Linked DNA regions of Homo sapiens: region 2 is linked to region 1. Evidence: chromatin contacts called from ENCODE Hi-C or POLR2A ChIA-PET data. All regions are on one chromosome and are shown on one strand. Each heading gives the region's core, a stretch centred on a gene start or an enhancer-like site at or near the end of the contact. The rest is flanking DNA. Distances are from core to core; before and after follow the strand shown.

Evidence for each region. A loop is a pair of places that touch in the nucleus more often than their neighbours do. ChIA-PET counts read pairs that join two places held with the same protein, here RNA polymerase II (POLR2A). Pooled maps may share reads with other maps.
Region 2: a loop to region 1 is called in a map of Caco-2, with 2.1 times the contacts of the local background. The contact joins two enhancer-like sites. A Hi-C loop is called at or near these places in 1 of 168 maps with a recorded cell type or tissue (Caco-2) and 3 of 50 pooled maps. POLR2A ChIA-PET finds 5 or more read pairs at or near these places in 2 of 52 experiments (activated CD4-positive, alpha-beta memory T cell and activated naive CD4-positive, alpha-beta T cell).

Annotation. Positions count from the first base shown.
Region 1 is chr4:80,032,112-80,037,685 of GRCh38, forward strand. ANTXR2 (ANTXR cell adhesion molecule 2) reads right to left here. Exons shown (of 17, transcript NM_058172.6): 8 at 3,861-3,921; 9 at 1,361-1,459. Among named protein-coding and RNA genes, the nearest start is that of ANTXR2, 38 kb to the right of the region's middle. Within about 2 kb of position 3,405, at least 5 of the 41 ENCODE cell types and tissues checked have a DNase peak (open chromatin) inside an H3K27ac peak, as active enhancers do.
Region 2 is chr4:80,210,564-80,216,137 of GRCh38, forward strand. No RefSeq gene overlaps it. Among named protein-coding and RNA genes, the nearest start is that of PRDM8, 16 kb to the left of the region's middle. Within about 2 kb of position 2,793, at least 2 of the 41 ENCODE cell types and tissues checked have a DNase peak (open chromatin) inside an H3K27ac peak, as active enhancers do.

The DNA of each region.
Region 1 (5,574 bases), core at 2,155-4,654:
TACAATAAATAAATGCATTTTATGAAGTCACATACTTAAATCGCCCTTGTAACTTTAATAAAATATGAAAAAAATGATTTAGACTAAAATATGCAGAAAAGTTACTTAGTCAAACTGATCATTCTAGAATCTAAAAGAGGAAAATACCAATTTCACTTATTTGAGGATTTACTTTAATAAACCTAATCTTATGTAGCTAAACATGAAATACGTTTATTTTATAATGAACTCAAATATGTAATCAAAAGGAGCTAGGTGAAGCTAATGCTTAGATACAAATGACTACTGAATAAAAATAAAATTATCTTGTCCTACTCAATTGTGGAACCTACTATGAAGAGAGTTTGTAAATTTTTGCCTTACTAAAATTGTGATCTTAATAGAAAAGAGAGGAATTAATTATGACATTTAGCATGCTAAGATCCTTACCATTTTAATTCAATAAACACATATTGAATAGGTACTGTGTGTATGGCCAAAGCTGTGTTAATTGGAGTGTTTATACTCAGATAAACAGCAAAATGGCAGATGAATCTAAAAAAATAACTCTACCAGAGTTTACAAAGTTATAAAATCTGCTTTACAATATAAATTTTGAAGGGCAAATAATAATTAATAAGGAAAAACATTTATATAGATACTCAAGATGCTCAGAAAACTAAGGTCTATTTAAGAGGGAGGGTTTTTTCAGAATGAAAACAAAAACGTACTCTTGGCTTTTTTAAAAGTCAAAGGTAGGGAAAATTAAAACTCAATTCAATAAATACGAAAATTATCAACCAAAACTATGCTGGGTGAGAATTTGAGATGCAAAAATCTATAAGGCAAAAAAAGACTATCTTCAATAAATTAACAAATTATTGGGAAATTAGATAAAGAAAACAAGTGACAAAAAAAAAGAAAGAAAAAAAGGAACAAGTAGGAGAGAAGCTGAAGATAATTAGATTTTAAGGCAGGTGTGACAAGAAAGAAGCCTGAGGAAAGAAGCAATTAAATCATGTGTTTGATGTAGTAGGTACAGAGTACAGTCAGGAAAAGTGGGTTCAAATATCAGCTCTGTCCATTATTAGCTGTGTAACCACATGCAAGTAATTTCATTCTTTTAGCCACAAACCATCATCTGTTCAATGAGGGAAGTTAGGACAGGGTCCAGCATTTATTAAGTTATAAACAAATGTTGCCATTATTAAATAACTATTAAATAATTATCACTACTATTTGTATTATCATTCAGACTTCATTTCTTTCTTCTTAGATTAAAAAATATGTCAGTTAGTTTTCGTTGGAGAAAAAAAGAAAACATTTGATGCTGATGTGCTTTGCAGAGATTAAGACAACACTGAGATTACTGGGGACCTACTCGTTGTATATGTTTCATTTACAGTGTAAGTGCAGAGAACACTGCCATTCCGACTGCCCAGCATGAATCCTCTTCCACTTAAGACAATCTGAAATTCCTCTAGAAGTAAAAGGAAAAATAAACATTTAATCACTGCTTTACCAAAAAAATAAAAAACACAAGCTGAAATGAAAGTATTAAGGTGCAAAGAATAATTTTTTTCATACTATTCAGTTAACTAATAGCAATGAAGACATAGCTCTATATTTCCAACTGTGCTGGCTTTCCCAGACCCTCTAGGTAAATGTAGTGAAGATACCATTCACTGCCACATGGGGATGCATTATTTTATTTTCTAAACAAAGTGATTCCCAGTAGTGACCAAGGTATAGAACAGAAGCATTAACAGTCATTCCCAGACAGATACTATACAAACCTCCTCAACTTCTATCCTTAGGAAAATACCAGGGGGAAAAAACTTTGTTTTTCCCTACTCTCAGGTATTAAAGTTTGGGAATGTAAATAAAACTAATTATGTACGTTTTTTAGTTCTTCGAAAAGTCGTATGTAGTACTTTCTTTAATCTATGCCTGTTCCATACAGAATTCTTCTTTAACCACTTCTTCACCTTACTAATCCTGATTCATTTTCTATTTCAAACCTATAAATAATCAAAAGATCACGTATTTTGAATTACTAATAATCGATGGCCAGTCACAAAAGTTGATTTAACTTATTGTACCATTATTTATAGTAGAAGCAAGCACTAAAACTTGTTAGAGAGTGAGAGAATAGGCTGGAATGAAAGTTAACTGATCAAATATCTTGACAGACAATGCATGTTTACTGCTAAGCTGCAAGATAGTATACTAACTATTTTAATAGTGATTAACGCTTATTTAAAAGGTAAATTGAAGCACAAATAAAATTTTAAATAGTTTATTTGAGCAGAAGATTCTTGAATTAGACAGATCCAAATCAGAAGAGGTTTGGCAGCTTTACCAAGGGAATACAAGGGGGAGGCTTTTATAGAACCAACGTGGAAGTAAACCAAAGAAAGTATTTGACGGGTTATAGTTACACAGTTGCCTTGTTTGGTCTATCCTGTGGAAAGTCCCTAGTTATATAAGTTTGTTGGTTGTTTTTGATTGGTTGCACTTAAATTCTATTTTTCTTAATGTAGGCATTGACAATAAATAGTTCAAATTAAATTCCAATTATATTTGTAAATCAAATAAGGTTAAGGCTACTTACGAGGCCTAAGTGTTTTTGCCTGCTTAAGGCTTCTTCAGGCCTGTTCTCTATTTTAATTTAACATTACCAGTCCTCTAAAACTTCTCATATCTAACATAATACAAGTATAATATAGTCATTAACTATGCAAGAAACTACTGCCAACCCACTTTTCATTTACTATGTTATGAAAGGAATTTCACTTGCAAGTTAAAATAAAGTGCAGGTAAAATGTGATTCGGTAAGAGTATGGGCATTCAAGTCAGACAGGAAAGGGTCAAACAGGGTAATTACTAGTAGCAAGTACTGAACCTGTCTCTGCCTCAGCTTCCCCATCTGTAAACCAGGGATGTATAAAACTTTCAATAGTGTTGTTATAAGGATTAGGTAAAATTATAAATGCAAACAACCCAGTATACCCTCAGCACAAAATTGGAGTTTAATAAACAACAGCTACTATTTTAATATTATTTTTCCATTTATTTTTCTTTGTTATCTCTAGAAATGTATTAACCTTCACTGTTAGGGAAGATAATCCTTCCCTGGGAAGTTCAGATGCACTACTTTCCTTAAACATCTCCATATTCATTCATTAGGGAATCTAGAAGATGCAGAATGTGAGACCATGCACAACTGGCTGAGAGGCTCTATGGTACATTACACAACATATTTTCTCCCCCACCAGACCCAATATTTTTCCTTTTTAAAGTAAAGTCAGGTTAAAATGAACTGTAGGTCAGGCTTGAAAAAGAAACAAAATAGGCCAGAGAGAATCACACTCTGTCTGGGCAAGGATGGCTGGGAGGTGTGAAAACCTGAGTATGTGCTTAGCACCAGCTGATAAAGCCACCTGCTTCCTTCCTGCAATCCGTCCATAAGTCACTTCCTTATGTGCCCTGAGCTGGCAGATTCTGTACTTTGTCCAGGTCATCAAAGCATGGAGCTCAAAGTCTACATATACCTGACTGTTTGTATAATCAGACAAAAGAAACAATTTCATATTTTATTTTATTTGCCATAGGAAAGGTCTCAAGCGTGAACTAAATATACAGAAGATTCTAAAAGCCTGTCACACAATATGCTCATTATTTAAAATAACATTCCAATCTTAAAAATTTGAATTTAAAATAGAAATATTTCAAGGAATTATTTAAAAATTCTTACACAAAAAAGATGCCAAAAAAGTTAATTTTGCTATTCTTTTTCCAACATGAGTTTCATATCATATATTTTAGCTAGGAAAAAAATACAATTTCTTACATGGTATTTTTAAATTCTAAACACTTACCCCCCACACAGACACTTGAGGGCTGCAATTCTAGGATTTCAGTACATGACTGAGCTAGTATCTAAAAAAGAAAAAAAAAAAAGATTACCAAGCTATAGATCTAAAATTACAATGTGAAGTAAATTATAAGATTAGTAATAACCTTGAGGTCTTCTCCATACTTCAATAGATCTCAGAGAAAATCTATTAACTATAGCGTGTACAGCTACCAAGTTCTTAGGAAACTTCTGCACTGTATTTCAGGGTATATTTTAAGATTATGTACTGTAGGATCCTTATTTGATTAAAGTAAATTCAGATAAGCACAGGAAAAGTGAGCATTGTCTCAAAGTCTGATAACCTTGGGTATGAATAGATAACTAAAATTTCCTGCTGCCATAAAATCTATGTTGACTTTCCCAATCAAGCAAAAACAAGATAACAAATCAGACCCCCTGTTTAGTAATGCTGTTATGTTTTCTGTTCAGAAGACCAATATAATATCAATAAAAAAGCACTGCTGACTGGGTGCGGTGGTTCAAAATAATATCAATAAAAAAGCACTTCTGACTGTGCACAGTGGCTCATGCCTATAATCGCAGCCGTTTGGGAGGCCGAGGCAGAGGGATCACTTGGGGTCAGGAGTTCAAGACCAGCCTGGCCAACATAGTGAATCCTGTCTCTACTAAAAATACAAAAAATGAGCCAGGTATGGTGGCTCGCGCCTGTAATCCCAGCTACTCGGGAGGCTGAGGCAGGAGAATCGCTTTAACACAGCAATGAGCCAAGGTCATGCCACTTCACTCCAGCCTGGACGACAGAGCAAGCCTCCGTCTCAAACAAATAAATAAATTAAAATTAAAATTAAAAAGCACTTCTCTTTATTGGACAGTGGCATTTCTATCCCATTTCTCAGGCTTAATTCCTGTGGGTGCTAGTCCCTCTTACTTGCATAAAAAATTACAATTGCAGAACATAGACTCCTTATATGAGCCAATATTCTTTTTAAAAACACAGACTCCATACTCAAGCATTCCCAGAACACAGGAACAGAACTGCTCTTCTTAGCTTGTTCTGAGAAACAGAAACCACCACACAAGGGACAAGGCTACAACTGAAAAACAATGATGAAATACGCTGCTCCTCATGGACAACAATCCTGTCTTTATTTTTAGAACTGCTCTGCACTATATTATCAGTCAGACAAATTCCAGATGATCTCCAGAATTCCTTTCTTGACATTCCTTTCTTGGCAGAAGTTGAAGACAGATTATTTACAGCAGTTTCTAGCATCTCCTTTTCATAACTAGAATAGGAAGTAAGGACTGTAGCAGGAAATAGACATGCTTTCTGTGCTTTCTTTAATAACAGCAAAACTATAAGTTCTCAGCCCCTAAAATCAACTGTGTCAAATCATGGAACTTTGTTGCTGAATATACATCTCTGAAAAGAGGGAAAATTTGTACTTTTTAAGATAACTTTCCAATAAACTCAACTTTTCACATAGTGATTGAGGATTTTGTGATTAGAAAACAAACCTCGTAAAATTTTATATCTGAGAAACTGCAGATGAGGCCCATTTAAATCCAGAAATGACCAAAGAGATTCCATAGGCACTCAAAGACCTTTCTGCACCCAAATACCTCCTCTTGGTCTGCTACTTTATCTACAATAACCAACATTCACTTTTATGGATTCAAGAATTAAGAACTCTTGTTAAAGGTTAATGTGCCCT
Region 2 (5,574 bases), core at 1,543-4,042, 180 kb after region 1:
TTTTTGTCCCTTTACTTCTTTTCCCACAAATGTCCAGCCACCAATTCCAAATTCCTCTCATACTGTTTTTTTTTTTTTTTTGGCATTTTCTTTGGAGAAGAGCCTTACTGTGGGTTTCAGAGTAGAAATCCATAAATCAGTCCCACCGTTGACTAAGATCTCTTGTGCACACCTGCTTCGAGGATTAAAATCTGGACAGGCATACCATGATTGCACTTTTCTCTGAGGATTCATCTCTGGGTGGGTGTGTTGGTGTTATACTATTGCCTGTGCCACTTTTTCTGTGTTTTGTTATTTTTTTGTGAAGTGTGAAACTTTTTTTTTTTTTAAGCAATTGATGACTTTTTTCTCTCTCAAACAAATGAATAAAGTCCTGTTTTACACTCTGGCAAAATTTCACTGGGTCTTTGAGAAAGACAAACAGAGCCAAACAGTGACACCCAGCCCCCAAATGGATGCAAATCATGTAATTAGAAAAATTTTAGTATCCATAGTGTTCAGTTCTTCTTTAGGCTAAGAGGTCCAGCGTCAGGGCTAAGCGAAGGAGGAGGAAAGAAAATAAAGGAAATATTCCTGCAAGGTCCTTCCTAGAAAGATAAGAGTTAGCCTTCAGGAAGGAGTAAATTGACTTTTTCATTAAAATGCTTTTGTAGACAGTGCTAGTTTAACTATTTGCTTTAGCAGGGCTAGGTGGATAAATGGTGAATGCCATGAAGCTTATTTTCAGGGACATTCGATCTGCTCCCTAAATTCCATCTCAGAACCTCCCATTTTCAATCGTCTCTTACCTTTAGGCTCTCTTAGATTTCCCTGAGTTCTATCCCCTCCAACAAAGAGGTAGTATCCAAAATTGCCACCTGTGTGAATAAACAGCAAAAAAAAAAAAAAAAAAAAGTCTGAATTTACATGAAGGTATTTGCTTCTCCATTTGCTTTTTAAAGCTTAATTTCTAATTTTGGAGCAGTCTAAGTAAAGATGAAGGATCGATATGCAGAGGTACTTCTCCACCAGGGTAATAATGCCTAAAACTCCTTCCAAATCAGAGGTATTTGACTTTGAGGCTGCATCTGAAAGTATTTATTAAACCTCCAAACATGCCTAAACTTAAAGCCAGGGAGATATTTAGGAAACCTAACATTCAAAAATCTAATTCCAAGCATAGTAAAGCTAATAGCATGGTAAAACAAGTCTCATCAAGTTATATGATTGCCAGCAGCTCACATTTGAATTTCTTAAATCCTTTAAATATTCAAAATACATTTATTTATAACAACTCAGAAATAGAAACTTGGAATTTTAGATATATATATTTCTCATATATATATTTCAGATATATATATATATATATATATATATATATATATATATTCACAAGTTACTCTCTTCTCTGGGATGGGGGCTTTCCTTTGAATACATTTCAGGAGAAGAAATTTAAAGTTTAATGTACAATTTCTGAGTGCCTGTCATACTGGCTCTTTACAGCAGCCTGCTCGAAGACCCAGGCACATGGCCAAATAGAAAATCAGATAAGGATGCTAAAAAGAGGGGACCTCTGGCAATGACTTCCCCATGTTATTGACTCCATAAGAAAAGGCTCAAAAAGAAGATAATTTCCCCCAATCCTTCCATCCTCAGAAAATTTTATTATAAACCATAGATAATAAGAGCTCACAAGGAAAGAAAAAGTAATACTATCCATAGGACACTGTAGAGTTAGATCACACAGGGAGAGACCTTTCTAAATCACCAAGGTAGCTGTTAAAAATGCAGTTTCCCATAGGCACCCTCAGAGATTTGATGAATCTTATGTGGGACCTAGAATCTTGCATTTTCAGCAACCAGCACCAGATGATTTTAGAGTAGGTGGCTCTTGATCCTCACTTTTGAAACACCGAAGAGAGGTTAGAACTAGCCCTATGATGACTTAAATTAAAATGTAGGAGTACATCAGTCTAGAAAATAGCTATGTTCCAGAAATATGGACAGTAAATTGAATTATGTTGTTGTAAATACAGACTTTTAAAAAAACTTCATTTATGTTCTATCTTTGTTTCAGATTGATTTTCACATTTTACTCCTCCTTGCCCACTCAAGTTAGGGTCATTAGTAAGAACAAGAAAAATGTAATTGCATGAGCAAGTACCTATTCAAGAAAATGTTTAAGCTAAATCTTTATGGAAAATATAGTGTGCATCTACCATCACCCTCTGAGGAATTTGCTTTTTATTTTTTGGATTTTTTTTTTTTTTTGGGATGGAGGTTCACTCTTGTTGCCCAGGCTGGAGTGCAATGGTGCAAACTCAGCTTACTGCAACCTCCACCTCCCGGGTTCAAGCGATTCTCCTGCCTCAGCCTCCCAAGTAGCTGGAATTACAGGCGCCCGCCAAAACGCTGGGCTAATTTTTTGTATTTTTAGTAGAGACGGGGTTTCACCGTGTTGGCCAGGCTGGTCTTGAACTCCTGACCTCAGCTTATCCACCTGCCTTAGCCTCCCAAAGTGCTGGGAATTTTTTGGATTTTTACACATTCATTTTCTAAAATTGTTTCACAACTTATTTGTATGTGTGTGTTCACGAACCTCACCAATTCAGGCTCTGACATCAAGCTCCCAAGAGCTGTCTGAAGCTATGTTTTTCAAATGAATAATAACAGCAGAATTGAAAACTCTTGAGCTAACATTTTGCTCTCAACTCCAGCCTGCTAGTCAACTACTGCTGCTTCTCTGCCAGCTGATGACTGCACGGAGGCTGCCACTTTCTGATGGTGAGTGACTCTAGGCCTCAAGTGATTCAGACGCCACTGACTCTTGCTGCAGAAACTTTTGGTACTAGGGAAACAGACTCTTCCATTCACTTCACGTCACTTAACTTTCTACTGCAGTGTCCATTCACCTAGGACTCAGGCCTGAGTCTGAGGAGGTGGGGCCAAAGGAGCACCAGGTATAATGCAGTATTCACAATCACCCATCAGTTCTGATGTTGCTTATTATTTCCAAACACAATAAGGGCTCTTGGAATGCAACCCTTATATAAACATAGCTGTGATGATCCTGCCTTCTAGATGTGTCAGCACATGCCTGAAAGAAAGAGTAGGTGCCCTCTAATTCTGGGGCCACGGCTACACAGTTGCTAAATAAAGTCTAAAGTCCACACAGTTGCTTATAAGCACAAAGAATCCTGCTAAGAAATTAGATTAGAAGTCAGATTAAACATTTATTCTCATTCTGCCTCCACCATTCTCCAGCTGTGTAACCTTGAATGAACTAACTTCTCTAAACTCCAGTCTTCTCATCTGTAAATGAGAGAGTTAGATGAGATCAGAGATTCTCAGACTTCAGAATTTGTAATAATTACTAGGGAGAGTGGTAAATAGGCTTGGCTCTAATTTCTGGAGATTCAGAATGAGGGCAGCAGTGGCTAGGATACTGATTTTTTTTTTTTTTTAATAGGGACTCACTCTGTCACCTGGGCTAGAGGGCAATGGTGTGATCATAGCTCACTGCAGCCTCCAACTCCTGGGCTCAGGCAGTCCTCTGTCTCAGCCTCCCGAGTAGCTGGGACTACAAGTGCATGTCACTGTGCCTGGATAATTTTATTTTAAATTTGTATAGATGGGGTCTTGCTTTGTTACCTAGGCTGGTCTTGAACTCCTGGTTTCAAGCAATCTTCCGGCCTTGGCCTCCAGAAGTTCTGGGAATTACAGGAAAGAGCCACACTGCACCTGGCCTGTGATTTGCATTTTAATAAACCCTCTGGATGATTCTCTAACCACGTCTGGGAAATATTTGTCTAAATCAATGATTATTCATTGTGGTCCTATTAGAAACATTTAGAAAGTATTAAAAATATACTAGTGACTGGTCCCTCTCCAAATTAATTCATCATAATATCTGGGTATTTTGTCAGGGCATTGCTAGTGCCTCAAAAAAATCTTTGTGCATCAAGGGTCAAGAATCAGTGGATTAAATAATCTATAAGAACTTTTCTCAGCTTTTGAATTACAACTTCCAACCTAGCATTCTTGGTTCTATATCACAATACGTCGGTTATAAATGTGGAGTATGCTGTGTATGCAGACTTGCTAGTTATTATGAGCTGAATTATGCCCCTCCCCTCACCCAAGTTCATATGTTGAGGTCTTAACGCCCAACACCTTGGAATGTGACTGTATTTGGATTTAGGGCCTTTAAAATTAAGTTATTGGTTGGGTCCTAATCCAATAGGGCTGATGTCCTTATATGAAGGGTAGATTAGGACACAGATAACACAGACAGAGGGGCGACTATGTGAGGATACAGTAAGAAGGTGACCATTTGCAAGCCAAGGAGAGAGACCACGGAAGAAACCAAACCTGTCAACACTTTGTTCTTGGCCTTCTAGCCTCCGGAATTGTGAGGAAATGAATTTCTGTTGTTTAAGTCACCCAATATGTGGTATTTTGTTATGGCAGCCCTGAGAAACTAATACACTAGTCAAATAGTTCACTGAAACCTATCTTACTTTGAAGAAAATAATGTTCGTCTAATTAGTTCAGAAACAACATATCTCTAAGTATCGACATAAATACACTAAATTAAAGGCTTAACTATACAAAAATAAGTGATTTTGTAGTTTTTTCCCCCAAAGTCATGATTGAAAACAGGTTATGGAAATAAGTAATGCCTTTTAAAATATCATGATCTAACCTTGAGGATGATGTTTTAAATAAAAGGATTAAGAAAGAGCAGGACTAGAAATAATTTCAGTGCTTTTCACTACCAATAATGAATAGCAAACCCAATTTCAATTAAATCAACAAACAACTACCAAATGTTTAACGTTATCTGGTAAGATATAATGTAAATTTTAATTATGAACATATATGAAGCAGAATCTGTTATTTTAGTTTTGATGCCAGGTTTTTATAAAACCACCCTGTCTATTCCCCTCGTATATCCCAATTTCTTAAGTGTCTTCCTTAAGGTTTCCTCAATCTTAACTTTCATCGTATCTATTCAAAGTAAAAATACTAGAGATCCATTTAAAATCAGAGCCCGGGAAAGAACAAACTATTAAAGAAAAAGATATATTGCCACCTAGTGGAAGACAGGCGGAATCATCTTCTTGTAATTCAAGTTTTAAACCACAGAATGGTTAGTACAAGCAATGTTTTTAAATGGTTTTTGATAGTGTGTAATTATGCTTTGTTATTTAAAAGATGTCTTTCCTGTTTAGCTGCTAAATCACTTTTAACTTTTGAGTTATATATTTAGCAATCACTTAAAGGTATACGCTGCTGCTATATATATTGAGCAATAAAGTTGAACATAGTCTTTCTCAAAAACATTGAGCTAGAATGCTAAAAACACTTACAGGTAATTCTGAAAAATATTTACCACCCACAGAATGTCAGTAGTATGGTAAACAGCCAATGTAAACATAGCTGACCAAACATTGGTAAGTCACTTCTCTGGACCTGTTTCCTCATTTAAAACAATGGGGTTACACTATGTAATTTATAAAATATTTTCAATTCTAATATAATTAGATTAAGTAGTTATAATATACACTTATATTTATTATGTTTTAGGTCTCT